3 separate regions of the Homo sapiens genome follow, and regions 1 and 2 are each linked to region 3. A link is a loop called in an ENCODE intact Hi-C map of the cell type or tissue named here. Cell type or tissue: endothelial cell of umbilical vein. All regions are shown on one strand.

Region 1 (8,000 bases), 670 kb after region 3:
GGAGCTAGGATTTGAGCTGTGGTCTGTTTAACACTAAAGCCCAAGCTTTTAAATACTGCTTTACACCTTAATATCCGGTGCTTTAATATTCTTGGCCTTCTTTCAAAAACTTCCCTCTTCCTGTCAATTCCAATAAATGCGTTTTTGTTTGTAACATTTTTTTCTCCAGTTATTTAAAACACAACTGAATAAAGCAATTCTTATAAAGTTGTATTGATGGGCTTATGATACATAAAAGATGGATTCCTTCATAGTTTTACAGATATGGTTCTCTTCTGGAATTTATAATACAACATGAATGCATCACTACCTTATAAGGCAGAGATAAGGTGCTGTTTGTCTGTGCCTCTAGTTTCTAAAATTGACTTGGTTTAATGGCATCATCTTAATGGTGATTGCTGTCACTGAGCTACTTCATCTCTTCCCCTGTTTTCAAGCAGTCCATAAATACTAAACTTTGCATCAATGCTGATAAACTAGCTACCTTCCAGTGCCCTATATTTGATGATCCTCTCTTGGCACTTAATAAGTTCAGCTTATAGATGATGTTTATGATTATATTCTGTGGGCAGCAAGCCATCCAGATGCCGAGGCAAGAGACCAGGGGCACGAGTTGTTCCAGTGTAATAAAGAACATAAAACAACAAGAGTTATACTAGATCTACATAGACATGATTATATATGAATATCATATGAATTATATGTATATATTATATATATTATATATGAGTATCATTAATCATTTGTAGCAATTACTCTTTATGCCAATATTATAATAATACTCGCTCTATAATCATAACCTAGGAAAAACTAGGCCATACAGAGATAGGAGCTGAGGGGACATAGTGAGAAGTGACCAGAAGACAAGAGTGTGAGCCGTCTGTCATGCCTGGACAGGGCCACCAGAGAGCTCCTTGGTCTAGCGGTAACGCCAGCGTCTGGGAAGATGCCTGTTGCCAAGCAGACTGTGGTCTAGTGGTAGCGTCAGTGCGAAGGGAAAACACCTACTACTTAGCAGACTGGGAAGGGGAGTCTCCCTTTCCCCAGGGGAGTTTAGAGAAGACACTCTACTCCACCTCTTGTGGAGGGCCTGACATCAGTCAAGCCTGCCCACAGTTATCTGGAGGCCTGACTGTCTCCCTGTGATGCTGTGCTTCAGTGGTCACCCTCCTAGTCCACTTTCATGTTCCATCCTGTACACCTGGCTCTGCCTTTTAGGCAGCAGTAGCAAAATTAGTGAAAGTACTAAAAGTCTCTGATATGCAGAAACAATATTGTAATATTATGCAGAAATAATAGCGTATGCTATTGCATACGCTGTATATGCGATATGCAGAAATAGTAGCATAAGCTGTCCTCTCTCTCTCCCTCTCTCTCTGTCTGCCTTGGCTGCCAGGCAGGGAAGGGCCCCCTGTCTAGTGGACATGTGACTCATGTGACCTTGTCAATCATTGGAGATGACTCACACTCCTTACCCTTCCCCTTTTGCCTTGTTTCCAATAAATAACAGCACAGCCTGGCATTCGGGGCCACTACCGGTCTCTGCGTCTTGGTGGTTGCGGTCCCCCGGGCCCAGCTGTCTTTTCTTTTATCTCTTTGTCTTGTGTCTTTATTTCTACAATCTCTCGTCTCTGCACACGGGGAGAAAAACCCACTGACCCTGTGGGGCTGGACCCTACAGTGTTCAAGATGAAGATATAATGCTTATAAGCATCCATTTATAACTGTTTATAGTTGGCAACCTACCTTCCTTCCTTCCTTCCTTTTTCTTTTTCTTTCTTTTTTTTTTTTTGGAGACAGGGTCTTGCTCTGTTGCCCAGGCTGTTAGTGCAGTGGCACAATTATAGCTCACTGCAGCCTAGATCACCTGGGCTCAAGCAATCTTCCTGCCTCAGCCTCCCGAGTAGCTAGGACTATAGGCATGTGTCACCACACCCAGCTAATTTTTTACTTTTTGTGGAGATGGGATCTTCCTGTGTTGCCCAGGCTGGTCTTCAACTCTTGGTTGCCTCAAGTGATTCTCCTTCCTTGGCCTCCCAAAGTGCGGAGATTACAGGCATGAGCCACCATACCTGGCTGCTAGTTTGGTCATTTTCTGTTTCACAGACATTTAGATTGATTAGGGTTCTAATGGTGTATTGTTGCAAACCTGTCTTTGATTCTTTTAAAGATTATACTGCAATATTTTGTGGTTTGGGCAAATAAGCACTGTTTCTGGAGACAAATCTGTATTCAGAGTCTTGGCTGCCACTTGTTGGCTGACTTACTTTTAGATATGTTTCTTCTGAGTCAGTAATCTCATCTATAAATTGGAGACAGTGATACTAAACCTTTTAACTTTAATTTTAAAAGCGTCATTGATATTATGAGCTTCTATGAGTTTGTGTTTCGGGGAAGTCTTATAACCAATGAGACAATCACGGAATTTCCTTCTTGCAAATGGTGTAGGTAAAGGAACTTTGAAACTTCAGTGGTACTTTCATAGTCTGTATTTGACAAGGGATCTTTTCTGATGAGATTGGTTCTTGTAGTTTGACTGTTAATAGAAAAAGTTAAAACAGTAGGTCATAAAAAGTGCTGCATACTTCTCACTAACATTTTAACTTGAAATGTGCAAAATGTATAAATAGACTGTTTTTGTGACTAGGACCAAGGGCCTTTTTTTCAATATAGGCTTGCTGATTGGAACTGCAAGTCTTATATAAATCTACATCTATAACAAGTCATATCCAGTTTATGCTTTATTTCTTTAATATAGATTAAAAAATTGAGACACTTGCAGAGCAGTGGTTCTCAAAGTGTGGTTCCCAGCCCAGCAGCCTCAGCATCATGGGAATTTCATAGCATGCAAATTCTTTGGTTTTACTCCAGACCTACTGAATCAGAAACTATGGAAGGTGGGGCTCAGTATTCTATGCTTGGCTTCCATGCTACATTTTCAGAAACATTATATTCTATATTTTATTATTTTTCCCAGGTTTAAAAATATTTCTCTTATCTTTGCCTATTTCAACAGCAGTATTTTGCAGTGACTTGCCTTTATCAAGTCTTTTCAATGCGTTTGACTTAGTTTTTAAAGATACAAGACCTTTTATTTTTGCTTTTATGGTTTATGTGATATTTAATTAAATTAGCTAATTACAATAACAATAAAACTCCCCTGTTGAGGTTTTGGAACAAATATTGTTCTGAGTGAATATACAGCTCAGCAGTTGGGAGCAGAAGTGTTGAGGGGCATGCTAGAGAGACTCCTGCAGGCTGTGAGTTTTCAGTATTCTGTGGGCATCTGTCAGTATGGTTAAAGAGGAAATGAACAATGTGGGTTTACATAGCAAGCTGGGTAAGTGAAGCTTGATCAAGAGAGCTTCTCATGTGTATTATTCTATGTAGGCTTATATATTTCTTGGATCCATTTATCTTTATAACCCCTAATTCAGTACGCATGTTTTAGACTTTTGTTAGTCTGTAGGTAGTCTTCTTGGCTAGACCCCAGAGTTAGAAATATGTTTTTAGTGATTTTCAGATCTCTCAGTTCAGTATTGTGGAGAAATAAGAGAACCCAGTAGTTCATATGAAAAATATGTGCCTGTTATTATGACACCAAAGGGGAAACTCTGTAGCAGCTAATACTTGAAGTAGAAAACAGATGGAAATCTTCTTCTCTAGCCTAAGACTGCAGCTTTTGCCCTGGCTTATAGTGCCTACTTTGATTTGGGAAATCCAATTATGTGTGGAGATAATTCCACAGGTGAAGTGTTTGCCTACCATTGAGATTCTTAAGGGATATATAAGTCGATCCAGACTCTGGCATGCTGAATCGAAACTGTTGCTCCTCAGCAACATTCTAGATGGAGTTTTGATTGAGCTATTTTTTAATGAGTGTTTTAATTATTACTATATTTTTAACCACATTGCTAATCTCACAAAAGGAAAGGGCCTGAATAGCCTGTCTAAGTCAACTCTGGATCATCTCGTTACTGCAGTAGTTGGATCATAATACTGCTGTGCAACATTAATAGAAAACTACATAATGTACAGAAAATAACTATTGCATAGGAACATCAGGATACTATAGCAGTTGTCCAATAAAACAGCAGTATTGGTCCCCCTGAAGTTGTTCAGATAGGGATTTGATAAGCCTAGTATTCATTCTTCACTGACACAGTAACTCAATCATTTCACTGACAAAATAATGGTTGCTACATATCTGATTTAACAAAGAAATGAATGTTGCTTAAATCCTTACGATAGATTGAAGTTTTTGTTAGGGATAGGCTCTAAATCCGTATCTTTTGTATAGTATAAATTGTGATTCTGTATTGGAATTATACTTTGCTGTCTGGAGAAGTGTTTATAAAAGTAATGAAAATTTTGGTTTCAGGTAAAACAAAAATTAGAACAAAAATTATACTGAAAATAATTATTACATAAATTTTGAATGATAACTATGAGCTAGTGACATATATGTATTACATCATTTTCTCATTACAGTATCTCACTAGGGTGTGTTATCTAGATTTTATAGATGGGGAAAATTGAATTAAGAAAGAAAGTGACTTGCCCAAGGTCATTTAAGTAGTAAGTGGTGGAGCTAGGATTTGAGCTGTGGTCTGTTTAACACTAAAGCCCAAGCTTTTAAATACTGCTTTACACCTTAATATCCGGTGCTTTAATATTCTTGGCCTTCTTTCAAAAACTTCCCTCTTCCTGTCAATTCCAGAGATAACATTCAATAACTTGACAACAGTGACCTTTCTAAACAAATACAGTGCGTTACAGAACCAGATGGCCTAAGATTATATTTTATTTTTCTGGCTCAAAATAAATTGCCTGCCCTAAGACTGATAAAGTCCAAAAAAAGACCCTTCTGTGTCCCAGGACCTCATCAGGCCACATGGCCAGCCAGTGCTGTTTATCATAAGTCAGCCACGAGTAGAAAACCTATGTCTTTATACTATAATTTAGATTAGGACCTAATGAAGGGGCAAGAAGCTGGTTTACTAAATAAGATCATTCAGTAATCGCAGTGCATTTGGTAGAAAGATTCTGAAGAAGTGAAGACAGAATTCTAGGCAGTACTGCTGTCTGTTCTATAAATTGGATGTAAGGAGAAGGCTGATTTATAATTCAACAAACTCCCAAATTAGGCATCCCTTTTTCCCCCTTGCTGGGATTTAAGGAGGATTTTTTCTAATAACTAGCCACCTTATTCTTGATCATTCAAAATCTGGGTGAGAATTTTCTTAAAAGTCTTAGACAGATATATTTTAAACGTAATTCTATATTGGGAACATAAGTGATTATGCCACACATAGGCATAAACAATGCTTTCATGAGTTCAATTATACTTAATGAATTTCACACTTAGAGAGACAAGTTTAAGCAGGGTAGGCATAGAAATGTTTCAAAGATATGTTGAAGCCAAACTTGTAATTGACAGTCAGATATAGTGACAAAAGAAACACTAGACTTGGAATTAGGAGACCTCTGTTTGAGACTTGGCTTTACCATTACTCTGTAAGGATCCTTGAGCAAGTGATTTAAATTCTCCAAGACTCAGTTATTTGTAAAATGATGCCAGAATGATATTACTTGCCTTATTTTATTGCAGGGTTGTTCTGAGGACAAAGTTAGGGAACAGGTGACAAAGGTACAGTGATGTACAAATGGATGCTGTTATTATGGCAGCATCTAATATATATAAGGGTAAATGTCCTGAGCTGTGAGTGGGACAGATTTGCCTTTAGAATTGCTCTGCTGTTTAGTAATTTGGTGCTTTGGGCCAAAGCACCACAATCTTTTTGAATTTCAGTACTCTCATCTGTATAAAATAATCAACATCACAGATTTGTGAGAATTACATTAATGTAGATACTATATTTAAATTTTTGTAAAATAGTGATGGGGTAGGAGTTATTATCTTGAACAGATTTCAGAAAGTTAGAAAAGAAATAGCCAGAGATTTTTTATCTGTTCCCAAACATCTTAATAAGATAAATTACTCATAGAATGTTAGAATGCTAGAAGAGCCCTGTGAAGGTCATCTATCTTATCCTGCTCATTTAAAGACAAGGATCACCTCCTAATACTTTTGTCAGTTGTACTCTGTTTATATGCATAGATGATAACATCTCACCAGCATCATCAATTGTAAAGGATAGCAACTGTCTCTCAATCACAATAGATACAGATTTCTGAAAATGTAAAGCCATGTCAGAGAAGAACTCTGGAGCTAGTATCGGGCTGTGAAAAGAATTTGGGCTTTGGCCCGGTGCGGTGGCTCACTGCCTGTAATCCCAGCACTCTGGGAGGCCGAGGCGGGCGGATCACGAGGTCAGGAGATCGAGACCATCCTTGCTAACATGGTGAAACCCCGTCTCTACTAAAAAAAAAAAAGAAAAAAAGAAAAAATTAGCCGGGTGTGGTGGTGGGCACCTGTAGTCCCAGCTACTCGGGAGGCTAAGGCAGGAGAATGGCGTGAACCCGGTAGGCGGAGCTTGTAGTGAGTCAAGATCGCACCACTGCACTCCAGCCTGGGCGACAGAGTGAGACTCCGTCTCAAAAAAAAAAAAAAGGAAAAAGAAAAAAAGAAAAGAATCTGGGCTTTGTTGTGAAAAGTTGAGATGGAATCTTGCCCTGTCAGTTACTAGTTTGTGACAGTGAAATATTTACTTAGTATTTTGTGGCCACATAGCTATGCTGTTTTTTTGTTGTTGTTTTAACCTACCATTGTTGTTTTAACTTACCACATAGGCTATGTCTGTGTCTATACTTAAACCTGACTGGCTCTTCATTTTTACATATCATTCTTTGGATCTGAGATGTGTTTGATTTTTATGCTATTTATACTAATGGTTCTTGACCTTCTCTTTCTTGTCTCTAACACATTTGAGACTTGGGATTACAATAGTGATCCTTGAATATTGCAGGGGTGCTTGTGGCAAATCAGCATCTTGGAGTTGTCGGTTAGGTGTACTTCGAAAAGGCTTCCTTTTTAAGGCTGGTTTAGGGACTTACACATGAGCTATAATTTTTTTTTTTTTTTTTGAGACGGAGTCACGCTCTGTCACCCAGGCTGGAGTGCAGTGGCGCGATCTCAGCTCACTGCAACATGATCTATAATTTTTAAAACTATAATTATTTTGGGTCATATGTCCTGTTTTTCTTTCATTGTTGATTTTGTACGGTTGAATTTATATTGGTGTCTAAAAAATTATTTGAAAGCTAACTGGACAGTATTTTAATGTGAAATTGTAAAATAGTTTTAAGTGTATTCCCATGAGAAGAGCTGTTCCAAAGAAAATAATAGGAAAATAATATTTTATCATTGACCCAGTAAAAACAAGTGCAAAACAAATTTATGTTCACAATCAAGAATAATGACCTTTCTGCACTTTTTAGAACCCAGTATTGAGAGATTTCGTAGTTTATATATTGACTTTATCTTTGACTTATTGAAAATATTGTTTTCATCCTTATTGGGTGTCCTGGAAAAATACCCAAGTTGATCCTTAAATTTGAAAAAAGAAAATTCAGAACGAAGTATTTCTAGATTCTAATGGTACTAGACTAGAAAATAGAAGATTGGTAGGTAAAGAAAATAATGTATATGAAATAGTATATGAACACAGAAGCATAACGTATTTGTGTTCCTACATTGAACACAAATTCAGTATGCATTTTCTGTCTTTTTGCAGCAGTTCAACTTTGGACATGTATTTCTTTCTTTCTCTTTTTGTTAAATAAATGAACAGAATTTATCCCTTGATCATCTGTAACATAGTTTCATTGTAACCAATAGTCTGGGCTTTCACTTGAATGTTTTTTTAATGAATTTATCTGGAGATGCTTTGCATTTTTCTAAATTTTGGCTACACTAATTAGAGAGTGGGTATTACGAAAAACTGACAGGCAGTTTTAAAAAATATTAAATGAATTGGTTTTGAAAAGGGATACAACTATGTAGTTTTACATTTTTCAACTTGTTTTTACATTGCCCT
Region 2 (8,000 bases), 200 kb before region 3:
TAGATCTGATAAACAACTTCAGCAAAGTTTGAGGATACAAAACCAGTGTACAAAAATCAGTAGCATTTCTATAATCAAAAATGCCCAAGCTGAGAGCCAAATCAAGAACACAATCCCATTCACAATAGCCACACACACAAAATAAAATACCTATGAATACAGCTAATCAGGGAGGTAAAAGATCTCTACAGTGAGAATTACAAAACACTGCTGAAATCAGAGATGACACAAACAAATGCAAAAACATGCCATGCTCATGGATTGGAAGAATCAATATTGTTAAAATGGCCATACTGCCCAAAGCAATTTACAGATTTAATGCTATTCCTATTAAACCACCAATGACATTCTTCACAGAATTAGAAAAGAACTATTATAGTATTCATATGGAACCAAAAAAACAGCTGAAATAGCCACAGCAATTCTAAGCAAAAAGTTAGAATTCTAAGCACTGGAGAGATCACGTTACCCAACTTTATACTACAAGACCGCAGTAACCCAAATAGCATGGTAGTGGTACACAGACACATAGACCAATGGAACAGAATAGAGAACCCAGAAATAAAGCCACACACCTACAATCACCCAACCTTTGACAAAATCAACAAGAACAGGCAATGGGGAAAGCGATGAAAGCACCAGGCCATAAATGGTGCTGGGATAACTGGCTAGCCGCGTGCAGAAGATTGAACCTGGATCCCTTCCTTTCATCATACACAAAAATTAACTCAAGATGGGTTAAAGACCTAAATGTAAAACCCAAAACTATAAAAACCCTGAAAGATAACCTAGGAAATGCCATTCTGGACATAGGCCTTGACAAAAGATTTCATGACAAAAGTGCCAAAAGCAATAATAAAAATTGACAAATGGGACCTAATTAAACTAAAGAGCCTCTGCACAGCAAAAGAAACTATCCACAGATTAAACAGACAAACTACAGAATGGGAGAAAATATTTGCAAAGTATGCATCCAACAAAGGTCTAATATCCAGAATCCACAAGGAACTTAAGCAAATTAACAAGCAAAAACATACATCCCCATTAAAAGATGGGCAAAGGACATGAACAGATACTTCTCAAAAGAAGACATATACGTGGTCAACAAGCATGTAGTATGCTTAACTGTTATGAGATTTAATCAGTAACGTGGGAAAAAGGTGATGACAGAAAAAAAAGCGGAGATCCCATTTGTTGGCCATGGGATCTAATGCTGAAGTGGAGGAATTTTCCTTAGAACTGATTGCTTGTTCATAGGAGGGAAGGCAGAGTACCTGGGCACAGTTATCAGAGCTGGCCAGAGGCACTGGTTGTAAGACTGTGGTCTTTTTCTATTGGTTTTCAAATTATCAATAAATGGGATGAGCTTGGATTGGATGCATTGGATGGAAGTGAGTATAGGTGAGGAAGTGCTAGGGGTCTGAGGACAGAAGAGAATGAGGGAAATAAGTCATGGAGGAGAGTGGGAGAAAAAATGATATAGGGCAGCATTAAGGATCTACTGGAGATCAGTGACCTTGAATGTGAAATGAGACAAGTCTTCACAATGGTGAGTTTTTCTCCAGCACACAATGAGCTGTGTGCACATCAGCCTGGAGAAGAAGGAGAGTTGATTTGAACAGGGTCAGATGTTGCCTGATAACTACAAGTGTGTAATCCCAGGGTAATAGAGCTTATCTTTCACTCGTGTGAGTGCAAGCCAGGAGAGCTTTAAGCTCCAGTGATGCCAGATAGGTTGGAAATGGCTGAAGAAGAAGTGGAAGTAGATGGATAGAGAGCAGTCTTGTTTTGTCCTAGAGAGTATTGCACAAGCCTGTGGATCAGATAATGCAACTAGGAAAGTCTGTCCCCAAAAAGGAAACACATAAGTTCTAAGCATACCATTGGACCAGAAGAGATAACAGATCATTTGGATTAGAGGGAAGAAAGACTTGCAGTCCAGAGGCTATTCAAGGATGTCAGATGCCAGTTGTGGGTGTTTGCAGAGTTGCTAAAATATCAGGTGAGGCCAGGCACGGTGGCTCACACCTATAATCCCAGCACTTTGGGAGGCCGAGGCAGGTGTTTGAGACCAGCCTGGCCAACATGGCGAAACCCCATCTATACTAATAATACAAAAATTAGCCAGGAGGGGTCACCCACACCTATAATCCTAGCTACTTGGGTGGCTGAGGCAGGGACAATTGCTTGAACCCAGGAGGCGGAGGTTCAGTGAGTTGAGATAGTGCCACTGAACTCCAGCCTGGGTGATGGGTGACAGAGCGAGACTCTGTCTCCAAAAAAATTAAACAAAAACAAGAATCAGGTGGGATCTGGTTCCGACAACGGTCTCCAGGTTCAAGTGTCCATGGTGGTTAATAGCGTGGATGTGGAGATGAGCACATGGACCATCACCCTCACTCCCTCATTCCTGCTGTCCTGCCACCACAAATACACAGAAGCTTAACCCTAGACCCAGGAACCATCCGGGCAAGGAGAACAGGGATGGAGGATGCATCCTGAAAGATGAGGAATTTGCCCCAAAGACACTGGGTAAGACAAAATAAAAGAATGTTTCATCCTGGAATTGAGTTGCCTTTTAATTGGGAAGTTGAAGTTTTCCCCCACCCCCTCACTTCTATTCAGCTCAAAAGTCAGATGACATCAGTCATGGCAAATAAAGGAAAATGACATACTTTTTTTTTTTTTTCTCATTTGATTTGTAATTCCTAAACTTCTATCTGGGTACAGACGTTTTGGATTATTCAGAGATTTAAAAAATACATACTAACTCTGTTCCCCTGTGGTAATTAAAAGTTGGCCATGTAAGAAAGAAAATATTAAAAGTATGGAGAAGGCTGTAGAAAAAGGGAATAGATCCAGAGATTCTAGGGGAATATCAACCTCATGCTAAGCCAAGCCGTGAGGACATGGTGAATTCACTGATGAGCAAGAAGCAAAGCCGCTTGTCAGCTGGTATTAAATGTTGACTTCTCCCTAGTCTTTGTGTCTTGGTCAATACCAAATGAGAGAATGTTTGCTCTTAAGTTCACTCTAGGAAACTACCCACCAAAAACTTGCTTTACCTTTCTGTCTCTTTTCTTTTCCTTTCCTTTCCTTTCCCTCCCCCTCCCCTCCCCCACCCCTCCCCTACCCCCTCCCCTCCCCTCCCCCTCCCCCCTCCCCCTCCCCTCCCCTCCCCCTTCCCTCCCCCTACAGTTTCTGGTTCTCTGGGCACGTTTTGATCCCAGTGAGAAGCTTCTTTTGTACCAAACTTCCCAAATCCCATCATTGCATTGTTATCTGGCTTTGAAATGTCACTGTGGCATCTCCACCCTTGCTTGGGAAACTTTGCTCAATGAAAAGTCTGATTAGCTTTACCTGACCCTAAATACACACAACAGAGACGGATCACAGAAGGACCAGAAGCAACAGGTTGGAGAGGTTCTTTCCGGTTAGCAATCCAAACCTCTGCACCTATTTGGCCTCTAGGCGGCGCCAGCCCTTCAAAAAACAAGGCTGTTTATGTAACAGATTGGCAGTTTGAACGTCTATATAAATGTCATTCTTTAAAAATAAAGACGAAACTCTCAGTTAACTTAAACAGGAGCAAATTAAAAAGTAGAGTGAAGCATGTATTTCATGAACACAATTCATCGGCTGTCTTTGGTACTTCAAAATGAAACATTTTCTCCAAATAACTGGCACCCTCCCACTGGCTTTAGCTACATAGTGACAAAACAACAGATCAATTCACTTCAGTGAAGAAGACAAATCCAGTCATTGAGGACTGGCTTCATGTGACTTACACACCTGGGGACAGAATTCTATCTATGCCACCAAATATATAAGCCAAGCCACTAAATCATGACTGAGGTGTTGAGTTTATCCTCCCAAACATATCGAGGTAGTGTTGTATGGACAGTCTCAATTGTTTTGAACATGATTATTTTGCTTCATGAACTCACCAGGAGGGTCCTTGAAATGCCGCTTTTCAACATAGTTTTAAGGGTAAGCCTGTAACACATAAAGCCGTCTCATTTTGAAGGCTTTGTGTCCTTGTGTGTTAATGCAGAATCTCAATCTTAGCTTCAAAATGGAATCACTTGGGGAGCTTTAAAAAAAATCCCAAGACTCAGGCACATACCCCAAACCAATTAAATAAGGATCTCTGGAGCTGGGACCCAAGCAACAGTGCTTTTTCCAGGCTCCTTAGGTGATACAATATGAGGCTATATTTTTGGTTCCTCTACTTTCTACTTGCAGCTCCTTCTCCCATGGGGCTGGCTACAGGAACCAATCTCCAGTACTTACACTATTTTCCCCCAGTTCCTTTTTCTCCCTGGGTCTGTCCCCAAACTTCATGCAGAACAATGCCTGTGAACAAGTCACATGCCCTTTAGATTCTTCCAGACCTATTTGAAATTCAGTGGTAGCCACATCTTGACTTCAAGTTTGGGGCCCTATACAGTCATTGACTAGTAGATATGAACAGTACCTCATAGGTTGTCTAGTATGGTGACTCCCAAATACCAGTCCTGAGCTGAATTCTCATCCTGAATAAGAATAATCCAGGGAGCTTGTTTAAAAAATTGTGTGTGTGTGTGTGTGTGTATGTGTGTGTGTGTGTGTGTGTACACACATATATAATAGAAATCCATCTATCTCTCTATATATACGTATAATTTTGTTACCAGAAAGTCTCATTCAGTAGGTCTACAGAAAGACCTGAAAGCTGTGTTTTAACAAGCTAAGCTTAAAGGAAACTCATCTAGTCCAACACTGCCAACACATAGCAGCAGCAAAATCTCAATGGGATATGCCTTGTTCAAGGAAACTTGTCTAGTCAGGAGAAGCGATAGGATTAGAATCAGGTGTCCTGACTCCTGTGAAAAGAAGTCATGCTATGGACAAATACAGTTTTTGCATTTCAAAACTAAACACACACACACACACACACACACACACACACACACACAGCCTTGCCAATCTTACCAGTTAGACATTAGAGAAAGAGCAAACCATCCTGGGAAATCAGATCTGGGTCCTAGCTCCTGCTTGGTCACATAAGCTGTGTGGTTTGGGGCAAATATTTTCATCTCTTTGAACCCCAGTTTCTTCATCTTTCAAATGGGGGTAATAGTTGCCTCATAGAGTTTTGTGAGGATTAAATGATACAACATATCTGAAAGATGGATAGTGGAGCCTGGTACTGAGTAAACAAAACTGGTTGCTACCACCTCTACTATTATGCTACTATTGTGATCATTATTATGAACATTAATCAGCTTTTGTCTGGCCTTGTGATATGGTAGAATGAGTCAGATATTGGCCCAAAGGGATCCTCCATGTTCTTTTACTTCAGTGATGCTTGAGGCCCTTGTCCAACTCAGCATGTCAGAAAAAATGACCGGAAGGAGCCTGAAGCTTTTTGTTTGTTAGATATATTTTTTTGATTATAAAGGAAATATACATCATTGTAGAGTACATAGAAATGTTCAGAATCATTGCAAAATATTGCCTTCATTCGTTTAAATCAAAAGTATGAAAATACTGTCCGTACGATTTTGTATCTTTATTTTCAAATGAACATTTCCTATGTCATTAATTTTTTGACCATATCACTTTAATAGCTGCATACTATCTAATCATATGGCTGTATTTAATTAACTATTTTCTGATTGTTAGACATTTATGTTATTTCCAGCTTTGTTACAATAATTAACACTTTGGTGAAGGTCTTTGTAGATAAAGTATTTTTCTGAGCTTCTGATTATTTCCTCAGGACTGTGTCCCAGAATGAGAGTTTTGGGGTTAAATGATTTGCACTTTTAATGATTCTATGTGTTGCCAAATTACTTTCGGGAAAAGTTGTACCAATTTGTTTGTGCACTAGAAGCCAATGACACTACCAACTCTGAGTATTTTCTTTTCCTAATTTGATAGGTTAAAAGTAGTATCTCATTTTAGTGCATTTAAAAACATTTACTAGTAATATTAGATTTTTAAATATTTATTAGTCATTTATATTCTGTCCTCTGGAAATTGTCCATTTACTTGATCTATTTTTCTCTTGGAATTTAGTGAGTTAGTGTCTTCCTTATCAGAATATATGAGTATTCATGTAGAATTGACAGATAACTTTGTAGACCTCTTTTCATAGATCTTTTTAGCAGATCTGTAGTGTAATTAGTATGAACATCTCTCTACTATCATAAAAACTTGCCAACTAAAGGAATATACAAATTGTATAGGACTTGGGACATGAGCTCTGGAGCAGTGAACATCGCACGTTTCCCATAAGTGATAGTTTTGAGGAATGGCAAGGTTTGGAGTTAGGTGGATCTGGGTCTAAACCCTAGTTCTGTCGCTTACTGGTTTTGCAGTCTTGGTTTTGTTGTTTTATCTTCCTGAGTCTTACTTTCCTTTTCCATAAAACGGAAACTATATATTCAGTTTCAGGGCTCATGTGAGGATGCCAAGAGAAAGGGTGATATCAACACCCCGACACATGTATCAGTGCCCTCAGGGTCTGGCACCAGAAACTGTAGCAATGATCCTAAGGGATCCAGGTCCCTGACCCAGAACTGCCACCCAGAGTATTGGTGACCTGGCCTGGCCTGGTGGCTTTGGCCCTGTGGAGCAACTTTAATGCTAGTTACAGCAGCACCAGGGGCTTAGTGGATAGATAGCTTAGCCATAGAGATCTCTGAAAGTATTCAGAGCTAAAGAAGAGGAAACCCATATATCACATGTGGCCATGGAGAGGACTGATTTTGAATCCACATGAGATGCTTTTTGGAGACTCCCAAGATTAGGTCAGGGAGAAGAGTTGGCAGTGGGCTAGAGCCAGAGAACTATTGCTTTCTACTGCTATTGTGACCCTACTTTAATATCATGCCATGTGGCTTATGGGTAACAAACAGATTGGGAAATGGAGGCCCACAGAGGTGTAATGACTTACTCAAGATCTCACAGCACATCATCTCCAAACTCAGGTTTTCTAACTGCTTGCTCCCTGCCCTTTCTTCTTCATCACCTGTCACCAAGTAAATTTACCGAAGTCCGCAAATTTTTACCTTAGGTTGTCATAGCTCTGTATTAACTAACTGAATTTCTTGGAACTGGATACAAACACCAAGGCTGGAATGAGGGAAGAATCACCTTATCCTGTTAAATCTGGTTCAATGGGGGAAGGACCCTGGGGCAATTCAGAGTAGGGCAAGGGACCCAGGGGATGCCAAGTGTGTTCTGAGGCTTCTTGAAAGGGATGGATGCCTCTAAGAGAGGTCTAAATAGATCCTGATGTTTCAGGTTTAAACTAAAACCCTAAGCCGTGTTGAAAGTGCCCTTGTTTAACCCCGGGCTACTTAGGGTACTACAGGTGAGATGCCAGGTGTAAGCTAGGTTAACGCCATCCCCAGGGCTGGTGAGGGAGATAGACACCAGAACCACTGAATTCTGCCTGTTTTTCACACTTGAAGGCTTTGCACAGGAAAGCACGTGGAGCAGAAGTGATAATTCAGATGATTAGAGCAGAAGCCCTTTATGGAGTAGCATTACCAGATCTTTTTATTTGCTATATCTGGCAAGTTTACGAGCAACTGAGGATTTACTTTAACTGAACCATTTGGTTTAGCTGTCTACAATTAATTGATCAATTTCACAGGTTAATTGGCTTAGGGCTTCATTTCACTTTGTGGTATAGACTTTGATCGTCACTGGAGTTATTTCTTATGCTTCTAATTTGTTTCAATTATGGCACTAAGATGCTCAGTAAAAATGAGTGGAAATGGGGCCAGGTACGGTGGCTCATGCCTGTAATCCCAGCACTTTGGGATGCCAAGGCGGGTGGATCACGAGGTCAGGAGATCAAGACCATCCTGGCTAACATGGTGAAACCTCGTCTCCACTAAAAACACAAAAAATTAGCCAGGTATAGTGGCGGGCGCCTGTAGTCCCAGCTACTCGGGAGGCTGAGGCAGGAGAATGGCATGAACCCGGGAGGTGGAGCTTGCGGT
Region 3 (8,000 bases):
AGATATGATTAGTTGGGAGTTATTGCTGGTACCGTGTCTGGATTCGCATCTACAAGGTGCAGAGATGAAAGTCACATTTACTTCGATACTAACTCATGTTCCAATCATGTTTACAGAAATGCTTACATTACTCTAGTTCTCTTATAAGTTAAAAAATAGCATTAAATAAAAGAAACAGAAGGGAATTACATTATGTAGGCCTCAGCCAGATTGCCTGTGTGTTGAGATTTGTGATGTTAAAATTGTATTTTTATATTTTGGTATTTTAGTTAAAGTTATGTGATTTTATACAATGACAAATTTTCTGAGCCAAAAGGTAGATATTTCAGCCTTCCTACCTCTCCAATTTTCAGCAAATCTGTAGTATGACTTATTCTACCAATTTATGTATACAAGAAATGGTTGTTTAAATTATTTCCTTTAAATCACAACAAATCAGATGCCAAGATTCCATCTTACTCATTAGTGGGAAATTTAATCTCAGTTATTGCTAGTTGGGGTGGCCTGATACACTACCAAGGTGACACAGAATCCCAGGGTGTTTGTAGAGAGCAGAACATTCCAGGAGCTTTTCTGTGTTCTTGGTTCTTCAGGTTACTGCTGAGATGCCCTTTGACCAAGCCCCACATAGCCTCTAGGAGTCTGCTGCTCTGTGCATTGCTTGGACACAGGAGGTTTTGCTGGAGCTGGGAGCCCAGGCCCGAAGGTCTGGCCTTTGTATTTTGGCCAGGCAGCCATACCTTTTACCCCCACTGCCTTCCTTGGGAGCTGTCTTGCTACTCAGGGACCATCAAACTGTTGTTCTTCCCAGACTTTGGGCAATCCCACCTCTCTCTCTCCTTCTGTCTCCCTCCTAGAGGCACTATCCTCTTTCAGAAGGCTCTGCCACCTTCAGAGCACCTGGAATAATCTCAGTGAATTTAGATTTCTACACAAGACTGTGAGAGAGGATGAATTTGGCCAGGCACGGTGGCTCACACCTATAATCTCTGAACTTTGGGAGGACGAGGAGGGTGGATCACCTGAGGTGAGGAGTTCGAGACCAGCCTGTCCAACATGATGAAACCCCGTCTCTACTAAAAATACAAAAAATTAGCTGAGCGTGGTGGCACGCGCCGATAATCCCAGCTACTCAGGAGGCTGAGGCAGGAGAATCGCTTGAACCCAGGAGGCGGAGGTTGCAGTGAGCTGAGATTGTGCCACTGCACTCCAATCTGGGCAATAAGAGCAAAACTCCGTCTCAAAAAAAAAAAAAGATAAATTCAAACAGTGTCTACTCTTGGCCCTTTTATAATAACCTCTCTTGAGACGAAGGAGCACAAAATACAAATAATAGCTCGCTGAATTTTCTTGCCATAAACATGAGCTGCTGAATGGGCTTTGGAGCTCAGAGTTAACAATTACAGTCTAGAGGAGGAAAGGGTATCTGGCCTATGAGATAGTTGAGCAGCTCTGGGGGACTTCTGGGAGGAAGCTGGGTACTTTCCATTTCTTGGAAATAGGGGTGACTTCATTTTAATGCAAAATAATGTAATCTTCATTACTATTTTCCTTCCCTCTGGGTCTGAGGCTTCTGGGCATCCCATCTGGACTTGCAAGCCCATGCAGAATATGGAGCAGAAACAATTTATGATAGAGAATGTGTCTTTTTGGACAGTAATGGGAAATTACTGCTTAGGGAAAAACAAAGGTAGTCTGGTGGCTTTTTTTGTTCTGTTTTGTTTTTGTTTTTTGGGGACAGGGTCTCACTTTGTCACCCAGGCTGGAGTGCCGTGGTGCCATCCTGGCTCACTGCAGCCTTGACCTCCCAGGTTCAAGCAATTTTCCCACCTTAGCCCCACAAGTAGCTGGGATTATAGGCACGCGCCACCATGCCTGGCTAATTTTTGTATTTTTTGTGGAGACAGCGTTTCGCCATGTTGTCCAGGCTGGTCTCACACTCCAGAGCTCAAGCGATCTACCTGGTCTGGCGGCTATGACGACTATGTAAGATATGCCTTTTACAGGCTAAGAAGTTATATCTAATATGAAGAATTGGCTGCGATTTTGCCTCTGAACCAGCTCTTACATACTGAAAAAAAAGTCCCATTGATTTATATTGAGTAGCTTAGACCAGGGGTCCCCAACTGCCTGGCCGTGGACCTGTATGGGTCAGTGGCCTGTTAGGAACCAGGCCACACAACAGCAGGTGAGCAGTGGGCATTACAGCCCAAGCTTCGCCTCGTGTCAGATCAGCAGTGGGATTAGATTCTCATAGAGGCAGAAACCCCATAGTGAACTGTGCAAGTGAGGGATCTAGGTTGCGTGCTCCTTACGAGAATCTAATTATAATGCCTGATGATCTGAGGTGGAACAGTTTCATCCTGAACCCCACCCAACCGTGCCCACCCCTTCCATGCTTTCCATGAAACCACGAACCATGAAACCAGTCCCTGGGGCCAAAAAGGTTGGGGACTGCTGGCTTAGACTACCCTCCCTTCACACTGAATGTGTTTGTGTGTATCTGTATGTAACAGGAGGGAATATGGACAGAGGGGGCGAACGAGTAATATTTCTGTCTGTTGAGTAATTTAGAGACATATCAACAGTTGTGTCCACCAGGGACCTCAGTCTTCTTTAGCATCATGACTTACACACATTTCAGAGGAACTGCTCAATTTGATTCGTGGCCTTGAACTGTACTTGACTTATGAATTGTTCTTAAAAGTTGTATTCATTACCTATTCATCCAACAGATATTTGGTGAGCACTTGCTGTCTGGGGGATACCAGTCATTGCTCCGTACAGTGAGGGGTCTCACCCAGAGGCAGCTTTGCCATTTCTCACCCAGCCTCTGCTTTTGTTTGGCTTGGGGCAGGGGAAAAAGCAGGTTGAGAGATATACAACCTTGATTTATGGAAGAAAGGTTCTGAATCTAGTATTCCTTAAAGGCACTTCAGCAACCATCTTACTTGTTTTCTTAATAAGATAAGTTGGGCTTTACCCTGTTTGCTCCGTTTGCTCTTCCCAGCCTGGTCTCACCCTGAGATTATGGCAACATCTTACTAGCTTGGTTTCCTGCCTTCAGCCTTTGCTCTGCTTCTAAATGTACTGGAAATAGACTGTTATCTTCTTGCTCCCTCCTTACAACATACCCATGCTTGCAAGTCTACTGTAGCTCTTTGGGGTGCCTGGTTTTGGAGGTTGTGTGCAATCTGATAACATCTTAGTAAGAATATGAATGCCTACAGCTTATAGAGTACTTACTGTGTGCTGGAAACTGTTGTAAGTGGTCTACATACGTGACTTATTTCATACTCCAAACAGCCTTATGAAGGTGGGAACAATTATCATCCCCATTTCCCAGACAAGGAAATAGAGGCACAGAGAGCTTAAGGCATTTGCCCAAGGTCACACAGCTGGTAAGGGAAGCTATTCTGGCCCTAGTGTCTCATTCTTTACGGCTTCCCCCATGCTGCCTCCATAATACTTCCTCAGCACATGCACCTCACTTCATTTTGGCCATCCAACTCTTCATATTGCCCCCTCTCCTCCTGCCATTAAAAGGCTCAGATGAAGTCTCACTCCTCTACTAAGCCTCCTCCAGTGTATTCAGATCTTTTCCTCATTTGAGCTCTTTTTGTACTCAGCAGTGAAGCAACTCAATTTAAGATTAGGTGTTTGCCAATTGTTTCCTGTGTTAGTTAACACTCTCTCCAATTGGTTGTAAGATCTTTGACCAAGGGCTAGCTGTACGGCCTAGGACCAAGCCTAACACCCAGTAAATGTGTCTTTGGGAAACTGAGGCAGTTTTCTCCCATGACAATATGCGTTCTCCCTCCCTTCCATTCATTCTTTCTTATATTTGTGGAAGTCCTCTTTTTCCACAGTAAGTATAATAATTCCACTTTTATATATTTTCACAGATGTGTCCACCAGATGAGGCTTGATCTAAGCCTATTAAATTAGATGGTAGGCAAGAATGATTTGACTCATCTGTGTGTCCACAATCCCTAGAGTATATAGTGTAGCACAGAGCAGGGACACAATAAACAAATACCTGATCTGTGAGCAATAAATTACTAAGTTGTGCCTCTGCTGGTGTTTCAGTTTTTCAGAGTACTTGTTTGCTTAGTTAACAAATGTATCTGCTTACTTCCCCTGGGATTGCTAGAAAATTTGTCGAGGGAGAAGCAGTAAAATGTGCTTACATTTCCTCTTTGGTTTTCCAGGCTAATTGTTGGTGAACTTTATTTAACACTCTTGCTATACTAAGAGTCTCTATGGAGCAGAGCAGCTTTCAGTTAACTTGGCAAATCATTACAAGAGAGAACAGAGGGGTCAGCATGAGCACTCTCTACTAATTAGTTGATAATTGATATACAATAGCTGACGGATGGGACTTTAGAATACAAACTCCAGGAATATTGCTTAATTTATCTTTGCATCCTTATGAAGTGGCTCAGAGATGTAGGTTCCTAATAATATCATCTTACTGGGAGTGCCCAGTGGTGGGGAGCAAGATTGAGGCTCCATGCACAGGAATCCAGGGCACTGAGTGGTACAGAAAGGAATATGATACATTTTAATCTCTTGGGTATAAATGTGATTCCATTTAATACAGGGATAAATTGCAGTGAGTAATGCTGGTGATTCCATACTTGGTGGACAGCATTCCTGAATGCTGACTAAGGTTGGAAGAATGTTGGTATGAAAGTTATGTTCTTTGTGGGATAAACATGGAAGATTCAAGCTGAACTCCTGAAGACAAGGTGGTAGGAGATTGCATGATTCATGCGAATCTCCCTGGGTTCAGATTTGACCTATTTATTGGCTGTCTTTGTAATGAAGTCACCAAATAGACATTATATGGCCCCCCTCTCCCATTTAAATGTGATCGCCTAAATCTTTAGCAACTAATTATAAAATCCTTACTCTAACTTGCTTCATAACCATTGCTTTCTTATTTTGTCATTTACCACCCTGTGGCTGCTATGCCGTCTGTACAGCTGGTTCATGTGCTCCTCCAGCCTTTCTCCCCATCTCTTCCAGATTAATCTTGGGTGAACTCTGCTCCTAATGGGATGCGCCACTACCTATAGCACAAGGTCCCAGATGCACATCAGGTGACTAGTTATATCAGCATCATTTGGTTTAGTTGGTTTGCAGTGGAGCTTAGGAATTTGCATTTGAGAAGCTTCACTGGTGATGCCAATATGTAGCCAGGTTTGAACCACTGTTGGATAAGTAATGTCCAGCTTTTAAATCAGTTCTTCAGGGCTGATTGAACCAACCCTCTAAGCTCTGTCTTCTCCCTTTCTCCTCTTGTAGGCAGCCCTAGCTCATCTTTGTTTCTCCAGGACGCATTGTGCCTCCTCCCTTTCGTTTCTGTGTCTACACCCTACTACTTCCTTCTCATTTGTGTGCTCATTCTTCCTTCATGTTTTAGCTTATTCTTTTCTAAAGGGTATTCCTTAGAATGCCAGTCTTAGATGAGTCCCTTGGGAAAAACCTCCCTAAACAAATGTACTTTAAATATTATTTGGTCTTCTGGGAGATTTATCACATGCATTTACATTTTTAAAGGCTCCTGAAGACTTACAGTAAAGAGATATGTTTAACTTTGTTGTATTAGGGGTTCCCAAGCTTACTGGACTGTGGACATCTCCATGAGGCCAACTTCATTGTCATTTAACATCTTTGGACATCCTGAAGGACTTTGGGAAACGTGTTTGTAGTTCATACTCTTCTTCTTTGATGAATTACCTAGTACAAAGGGATTGCCCTCCTCCTCTGAGCTCCTGTCTCTATGATTTAGCTTCATGCTTAATACTGTACAGTCTAGCGACATTATCCGATTGTTCCTAGGTGAGTATATCTTATCTCTTCAGAGGTTGTGAGCGCCATGGAGGTAGGATGTTATATCCAGCATTCCTTACCTTCCATAGGTTTTGCACAGTTTTGAGCATTTGTCACAATTGCCAAATTCGATTGCTTTGCCCCTGAATATAGGAGCCGGTTATTTCATTCTAATTGTCATCCTTTGGTGTTCGTAGCCATTTAGCCATGCCTTACTGTATTTCAGAGTAATACACCATACAGTCACATATGTTCATTAAATTGTTACTAATGTATCTCAGCAGTGAAATATTATGAATTTGACAAAACACTACATAGCAAGCCTAGGGTGTTTGGTATGCAGGATGTTTCTAGCTCTAAGGAGGAGTATTCATGAAAGGTGAGAGAATTTGATGACCTGTGCTTACCTTCATCGATCTGTTTTTGCATAGCAGATGGGAGAGAAGGGTACTTGTTTCTTTCTGTGGTGAAAGAATATACTTTTCAAAGTTCTTTCATATACTTGATGTTTCTCCCATTTGAGAAAAGAGGAAAGGCTTGGATTGATACTATGCCTTGCCTAAGATTCTATTCTTTATTTATTGGTGGGTACCTATATTTCATTATAAGAATGAATATGTATATTATATTAGATATGTTATTTGAGTAATATAATAATGTTTAGAGTAGCAGTAAGAGTTTAGAGTAATAAGTAATAATGCTTAGAGACATTATTCTTTGTCAAAACAGTCATAGTTCGATGACTTCTCTCAAGAATATAGGGGTCAATGTGTGCCTAACTCACATTGCCTTTAGAATTAGAACATACATACTCATATTTGAATGAATTCAGAGAAGAATGTGGGAGGATACACATTCACCTGTTAGAGTTCATTACCTTAAGGGAATGATAGATGTCGGGGGTGGATTATGAGCTTTTTCTTTTTATAACTTTGCATTATTTGCCTTTTAAAGCACATGGACACATACACAAATACATATTATTTTTAAATTTAAAATAGCAATAAAGATAATCCCAAATAAAAGAGAGATAATGCTATCTAAGTAGACAATTCTAGACAACGCTTTGACATGTGTTAAGCTAATAAACCTTAGGGATGAAATGTATATGCCGTAATTCCTAACATAATTTGGGGTCTATGAGGGGACCCACAATAAATAATGTATTTCTTTCCCACCAGAATATCTTTTTTTTTCTGATAGAGGATGTGTTGGAAGGCATAACTTTGTGTGAGAGTCCAGTGGACCTGCTGACTGCACTGTAGAATTAGGCCATCTTATCTCCCTAGTCCAGGGCAGCTCTTTCAGGACAAGCCTTCTAGGTAAGGTGTATACCGTGTGGCAAAGAACTCTGTCTTTCCATGGTAAGCTTAGTCCCCAAAGGAAAACAAGAAGGTTTCCTGAACTACTCATCCCCGCTTATTCTTTCTACTTTGACAGAGAAGGGCATACTGAGAGACAGTTCCTTTTTTAAAAAATGGCTAGAAAGAAGTGTTCCTACCATTTTGCACACCTAAGTTAGATAATCATTCTCCCCATTATGGCTCAATTTGCATTACTAAAAATATCATTCCGTAACATAATCATGACAATAACATTAACAAAAATTACAACTACTCTTTACTGAGCAGGCACATCATATATGTTGGGTCTCACTCATCCTCGAAGCAACCATGTAGGGTGTATAGTATTATTTGTCTTTTAGAGATGGAAGAAACTAAGGCTAAGAGGTAAAATTACTCTGCTAAATGACCAAAGTTACATTCACAAGCTGGGTATGGAGGCCAGCCACCATTTCCCATGCAAAATAAAAATATTTTCCAATAGCATCTGGGACTTATTTGCTTTTGAAGGAGGTGTAAGACTCATATTTTATATTAGGCATTGATTTCATTATTAAAGGAAGCCTTGCCAGTTAGGGATAGTTAGGTGCTTAGAACTAAAAATAATGGGAAACTTTGAGCCTCAAAGTTGCAAAAACTTCAATTGCAAGTGATCTAAATTGGCTTTCAACTCTACTTCAATTGTAGTTGAATTTGTGCTTGCTAGGAAATAAAAGGGCCAGGCTTATATAAAACAGGTTTGCACAGTAAAAGGGTATGGTTGAGAGGTTTTAAAAAAAATTCCTTTCAGTCTTTCTTGCCACGTTTTGAAATTTTACT

The links. Peaks named below come from ENCODE experiments on the same cell type or tissue, not always from the same donor. Only the 100,000 strongest peaks of a DNase experiment are listed, where the experiment ranks them.
Region 1: a loop joins it to region 3, with 4 times the contacts of the local background. A loop is called at or near these places in 2 of 110 quality-filtered maps.
Region 2: a loop joins it to region 3, with 1.9 times the contacts of the local background. A loop is called at or near these places in 2 of 110 quality-filtered maps.

Annotation. Positions count from the first base shown.
Region 1 is chr9:3,468,893-3,476,892 of GRCh38, reverse strand. All of the region lies in intron 1 of RFX3 (regulatory factor X3), which reads left to right. Among named protein-coding and RNA genes, the nearest start is that of RFX3, 53 kb to the left of the region's middle. RefSeq lists an enhancer at 1,142-1,291 and a silencer at 4,690-4,984. In endothelial cell of umbilical vein, no CTCF peak of the experiment used is centred here; a DNase peak (open chromatin) is centred at 4,802; H3K27ac peaks cover 797 bases.
Region 2 is chr9:4,334,983-4,342,982 of GRCh38, reverse strand. It overlaps a transcript of GLIS3 not described here. Among named protein-coding and RNA genes, the nearest start is that of GLIS3, 39 kb to the right of the region's middle. RefSeq lists an enhancer at 3,300-3,594. In endothelial cell of umbilical vein, a CTCF peak has its summit at 3,461 (motif pointing right); a DNase peak (open chromatin) is centred at 3,452.
Region 3 is chr9:4,134,058-4,142,057 of GRCh38, reverse strand. All of the region lies in intron 2 of GLIS3 (GLIS family zinc finger 3), which reads left to right. Among named protein-coding and RNA genes, the nearest start is that of GLIS3-AS2, 160 kb to the left of the region's middle. RefSeq lists an enhancer at 4,196-5,395. In endothelial cell of umbilical vein, no CTCF peak of the experiment used is centred here; a DNase peak (open chromatin) is centred at 4,677; H3K27ac peaks cover 1,795 bases.